Regions from separate parts of the Homo sapiens genome. Here region 2 is linked to region 1. A link is an interaction called in ENCODE POLR2A ChIA-PET data of the cell type or tissue named here. Cell type or tissue: Panc1. All regions are shown on one strand. Each heading gives the region's core, and the rest is flanking DNA. Links, peaks and the distances in the headings are about the cores only.

Region 1 (2,908 bases), core at 105-2,604:
AGAACTCTTACAGTTCAATAAGATATAACAACCCGATGGAAACATGGGCAAAAGATTTGAAAGAAGGGTCACATAAGAAGATCTACAGGTGGCAAATAAATACATGAAAAGATGTTCCCCATCAGAGATGCGGGAAAGATGTTGTCATCAGAGAACTACAATAAAAGCCATAATGAGATGCCACTTGCATATCTACTCAAATGGCCAGAATGAAAAGGACTACCAGCTTCCAAGTGCTGACAAGCACATGGCACAACCAGAACTCTCAAACTCTGCTGGTGGCAACAGCAAAAACGACACAGTGAATTTGAAAAATAACAGTTTCTTAAAAGTTAAACATACACTTCCACCATAGGACCCAGCAATTCTAGTCCTAGATAATCTCCCAAGAGAAGTGAAAACACACTCACTCATCAGAGCTTCATTTATAACAGCTCCAAACTAGAAACAACCCAAGAACAGCTCACCAGGTGAGTGAGTAAACAATTCTGGTACACTCACACAGCGAGACGCTACTCAGCGACAGAAAGGCACCAAGCGCTGACACACGCAATGATGCAGGTGAACCTCCAGGCGGCTGTGCAGGGCAGGACAGGCCAGACAGACCTGCTCGATGTCGCCGAACTGTGCTGGTTCCACAAGCGAGTACGTTTCTCAAAGCTCAGAAATGTGCACTTTTACATATATTTGATTGTATGCGCATCAATAGATTTTATTTTTTAAATTCATAAGAGAAAACGAATATAGCTTAAGACGGGGGGAGTTTCACAATATAAAAACATATTTACAATAATTACCAAAAATGTCATAAGAGAAATACCGTGTCTTTTTCAGAACCACCAAAGGTGGAAAGTGGGCGACCCCCCGCCAGCAGGCCCACTTCCCCTAAAGCACCAACGCAGTCTCCCACTCATTTAGTTAGAGGTCTTATTTCCCAACCATTTTAAGGAGAACAGAATCCTTCCAGCCCAACCTTCCCTGGCCTCCCCGGCTCAGTGCCATGCCTTCTCTTACCCTGATCTGATTCTGCTATAGCCATTAATCACTATCAGGTGGAGTTAAGAGCTCTGTCTCTGAAGCCAGACTTCCAGGATTGGGTCCTGCTCTGCCACTGACTAGCTATGTCACCTCAGGCTATTTATTTAATCTCTTTGTGCCTCTGTGTTCTCATCTGAGAAATGAGGACAAAAATGCTGTCTCCCTCGTAGGGCTGTTGTGACCATGAAATGAGTTAGTGGGCATAAAGTGCTCAGAACTGCACCTGATGCAGGGTACACATCATCTGTGTTGTTACTTGCTTACAATGATGGAGAACACAACTTTACAACCTGAAAAAAAAAAATCTCAGTTGATATCATTAACATTTTGTGGTAAGTTCTTGGAAGCTGTGGGTAATCGACCTTGTATTACAGCCAGATTAAAGCTTTTCACATTGAAAATAGCAAGAAGCTCAGATCCCTTCTCCATGCTCTCTTCCAGGAGGACATCTTAGGTAGGTGTCCATTCCTTCCTTCAGTCACTCATTCTCAAGAATTACTAAGGGCTTTTTCTTTTTCTTTTTTTTTGAGACAAGAGTCTCACTCTGTTGCCCAGTATGTGTGCAGTGGCACAATCATAGCTCACTGCAGCCTCGACCTTCCCAGGCTCAGGTGATCCTCCCATCTTAGCCTCCTGGGTAGCTGCAACCACAGGCCTGCACCACCACATCTGGCTTTTTTTTTTTTTTTGGCTAATTTTTTTTTTTTTTTTTTTTTTTTTTTTTAGAGACGGAGTTTCATCACACTGACCAGGGTGGTCTCGAACTCCTGGGCTTCAGCAACCTGCCTGCCTTGGCCTCCCAAAGTGCTGGGATTACAGGTGTGAGCCCCTGAGGCTGGCACTAAGGGCCTATTCTGTGTCATATTCAAATATGAGTCTCTTTCCTCTCTACCATACCATGGCATTTTTACACTTAAGGAACTCAGAGCTCACAAGGCAGGTGACTGTCAGGGCCACACAGCTAGCAAATGGCAGAGCTGAGATCCACACATAGGTCTGTCTCGTCCCATGTCCTGGGTTCTCATTTCCACTGCAGCTTCTGGCAATTAGGTCTGGCAAAAGGGTGTTTTGCCAAGAGAGCTATCCCTTGAAGGTCCATGGTGTGATAGAGTCTGTGCTGGCCTCAGAAAGGCCTTCCTGAACCAGCTGACAGGTCAGCGTTGAGAGGGCAGTGCCACCCAGCCTGCCACGAGGCCCTCGGTTATTCCCAGTCCCCACAAAACCCCCATGCTCTCTCTGACCACTTGCCTCTAGAAATGCCACCAACCTTCCGTCAGGTTCCCTGTGGCCCTCAGGAACATCTGTCAGCCCTGGGGTCCACATATCTCCTAGCCAGCTGGACAACAGGGGTCATCTGGAATCCCACACTGGGACCTATGCCCTCTTCCCTCCACCTTTCCCTGGCCTCTTCTACATTCAGGGCCAGATCTCGGCCAGGTACCACTTTGGCTCTGTGGCATTGGGTATAAAGGAAACAGCACTGGACTTGGGGCAAGACGCTCCCAATTTTGGATCCGGGCTCTACCAGCCACCAGCTCTCTGTGGGCTAGCTCGTTTCTCAGGACTCAGTTTCCCCGCAGGAAAATACATCTCTCCATTTTACCACCAACCATACAGAGGTTATCAAGGATACATAAAACAACTGGAAAGCACAGACCCAGAACCTGGCACCGAGCAGGGCCTCAGGAAATGTTAAGCCTGAGTTTTAATCTGAGGTCACAGGGCAGATGATGAAGTGTGGAGTGAGAGCCCTCTTGGGATTGACTGAGGAGTTCGTGTTGCATGTGTAGTTTGTTTTATAATCACTCTCATTGTGACCCCTGGATCTTTGAGAGAAAATGGGAACTGAGACTAAGAAATCAGGAAGGAA
Region 2 (2,908 bases), core at 114-2,613, 200 kb after region 1:
CACAACCTTGTCCAAGTCTAAAGTAGGAACCAATCTCCAACACATCAGTTTGAGATTTAGATCCACTGATGACTCAGCTAACCTAGAAAAGGAGAGATTTACTTATTCAGTCACTCCTTTATGCAATAATCTTGTTCTGAAAGATTTCAAGTGGCTATGCAAGAAAATAAGAAATAATAAGGAAATTGGGATCAAAGGAAAAAGAAAATTAAACTGGAGGGTAAGCAGGGAGGAGAAAGCTTCCCACCCAGCAGCATGCTGTTGGAGTCCTCTGCAACGAGGGGGCCACAGATTTGATACTGAGTTCCAGCAGCCAAGGTGAAAAGGGAAGAGCATGACCAGTGATAGGAATCATGGTGTCCATGAATAAAAACACACCATCTGATTAAGAGGAAAGTTTTTCCTAGTACTGAAAACAGAAATTTCTCCCATATCTCCTTAATAAGGCCTCCCATATCTCCTGCGCTCAGGCCAGGCACAGCGGCTCACGCCTGTAATCCTAGCGCTTTGGGAGGCCAAAGCGGGCGGATCACCTGAGGTCAGGAGTTCGAGACCAGCCTAGCCAACATGGTAAAACCCTCTCTCTACTAAAATTACAAAAATTAGCTAGGTGTGGTGGCAGGCGCCTGTAATCCCAGCTACTCAGGAGGCTGAGGCAGGAGATTCACTTGAACCCGGGAAGCAGAGGTTGCAGTGAGCCAAGATCATGCCACTGCACTCCAGCTTGGGCAACAGGAGTGAAACTCTGTCTCAAAAAAAAAGAAAAAAAAAAAAGAGTGCACTGAGATTCGCCCTTAAACACAATACTGGCTTCCATGAAATAATTCTTCTAATATCCTTCAAGGTGGGCCAATAAGGGCTGGGTGTGGTGGCTCATGCCTGTAATCCCAGCACTTTGGGAGGCCGAGGCAGGTGGATCACGAGGTCAGGAGTTCGAGTCCAGCCTGGGCAACACAGTGAAACCCTGTCTCTACTAAAATACAAAAAATTAGCAGGGCATGGTGGCGCGTGCCTGTAATCCCAGCTACTCAGGAGGCTGAGGCAGGAGAATCACTTGAACCCAGGAGGCAGAGGTTGCAGTGAGCAGAGATTGCGCCATTGTATTCCAGCCTGCACAGTGCAAGACTCTGTCTGGGGCGGGGTGGGGGACGGGGCGGGGGAGTGGGCCAATAGGACCAAGCTAGAGGACAATGCATAAAGGACTGAACGGCAGTACAGGTACGCTGGTGGTCTGAGAGCATGAGCTTTAAACAAGAACAAAATTTAGAATGTCTAGAACAGATGAAGAGTGTGCCCTTCAGGATATGCATTGTTAATATTAATTCTCACAACCAAACTTCAATTGAAGAGCAGAGTAACACACGGCAGCATGACTGGCACCCCCTGGGCTGAATTACACAATGTTGTGTTGGCCTGACAGAACTTGGTGTGTGTCTTGGTTACAAAAAGCCCGACTGGAGAAAACAGCTTCCCAAATATACCTTTTAGGGTCCATACATTCACTGAGGTTCACCATCCTTGGTCCCATGCCTCCTTTCTGGTTCTTTTCCCATCCAACTGCTTTAGGACAATCTTAAGGCAAATAAAACACAAAGTTTAATGAAGGAGGGAAGAATAAAAACAAGCAGATCAAGCAACGACCTTACATAAAAAAGATCGACATTCATAATGGCCCATGCATTGACAAGCTTTTGGTTTGCTTCTTTCTAAAAGAGACTTGAGGGCCTGAATTTCCACAGACTTGCCACAGTTGCCTCCCCATCTTTCCCAACTACTGGGAATCTTGTTTAGGGACCATCAAACCCAAGCAATCTTCCTGTACAGGAGCTTCTGAAATAGCCCTCAACTCTGGCCCAAGGTGGCTCAACTTTCACTGTTATTGGAAGTTGCTGAAAAAAAAAAAAAGACAATCTTTTCTGGGGTAGGTATAACCCCACTGAGGCTTCTCTATCTAAGCAAGCCAAGCCAATGTAACTGCAGCACCCCTTCACTGAGGTTCCTATTGGGATTTGAACCTTAAATTAAGTATGTCCCTTCTGTACCTGTGAGCAGATCACAGTCCAAGGTGACTGTCATTTGATTAAGCTGCCCTTTCCTTTAAGCTCATCTTTATCCATTCAGAAGTTTCCCTTCCCTGACTTCTCCCTTCCCCGCAGCCCTCTTTTAATCCCTGCTATGGGAGCCTCTGTAACTCCAATTAACTCCAATTCTAGCAGTTCCCAAAGTGTGTCCTATTCAATAATCTCAGAGGATAAGGATCCTGTAGCTAAACAGACTTTGGAAATGCTTCTATACTTATATCTGTCTTCTATATCCAGCCCCCACTACCACTCAAACCTGGCCATTCACATTGCACATGAGGGAGATAAAAGCTCTGAGAAACCTGCAGTACAGAACCCACGTGATTTGATTTGGCTTTGTGTTTCCCACACTTACGTGGCTCTCCATATCTCCCTTCATTTCCCTGTATACCAATTACAATCTCAAGGGACACATTCAGGGAAACACTGCTGTATTCTACTGTTGCAAAATTCTCTTAAACATCTCAATTGCTTTGCAGAACACACCTGCTACCTTCTCATGTTAATGAAAGCTTTGCTTGCCTTGGTGGAACCACAGCCTTGTAAATCTTGCTAGTGGATCCCACTCTCTTGCGCTCCCTACATCTCAGGACCTCTGCTACTCCCCCTTTCTCATTGAATTCCCACTGCTCACAATAAAACCTGAACTACTAAGCAAGAAATTCACCCCACCACAGCCTACACTTCCAGCATCACCTCCACTGTCTGCCTTAAGCAACAGACTCTGCAGGAAGAGAAACTCCTTGACTTGAAGTTAAGATGTATGGGACTGGGGGAATTTTAATTTTGTTTCTAATTATACGCTGGTTTTCTTTTCTTTTCTTTTT

What was found. ChIA-PET counts read pairs that join two places held together with the same protein. Peaks named below come from ENCODE experiments on the same cell type or tissue, not always from the same donor. Only the 100,000 strongest peaks of a DNase experiment are listed, where the experiment ranks them.
Region 2: POLR2A ChIA-PET joins it to region 1 with 12 read pairs; 3 of 35 experiments call an interaction of 5 or more read pairs at or near these places.

What each region holds. Positions count from the first base shown.
Region 1 is chr3:11,537,532-11,540,439 of GRCh38, reverse strand. The region is part of intron 20 of ATG7 (autophagy related 7); the gene reads right to left. Among named protein-coding and RNA genes, the nearest start is that of VGLL4, 100 kb to the left of the region's middle. In Panc1, for the core only: no CTCF peak of the experiment used is centred there; no DNase peak of the experiment used is centred there; H3K27ac peaks cover 1,271 bases.
Region 2 is chr3:11,339,309-11,342,216 of GRCh38, reverse strand. It overlaps ATG7 (autophagy related 7), which reads right to left. Exons shown (of 21, transcript NM_001349232.2): 12 at 1,482-1,572; 13 at 1-82. Among named protein-coding and RNA genes, the nearest start is that of ATG7, 68 kb to the right of the region's middle. In Panc1, for the core only: no CTCF peak of the experiment used is centred there; no DNase peak of the experiment used is centred there.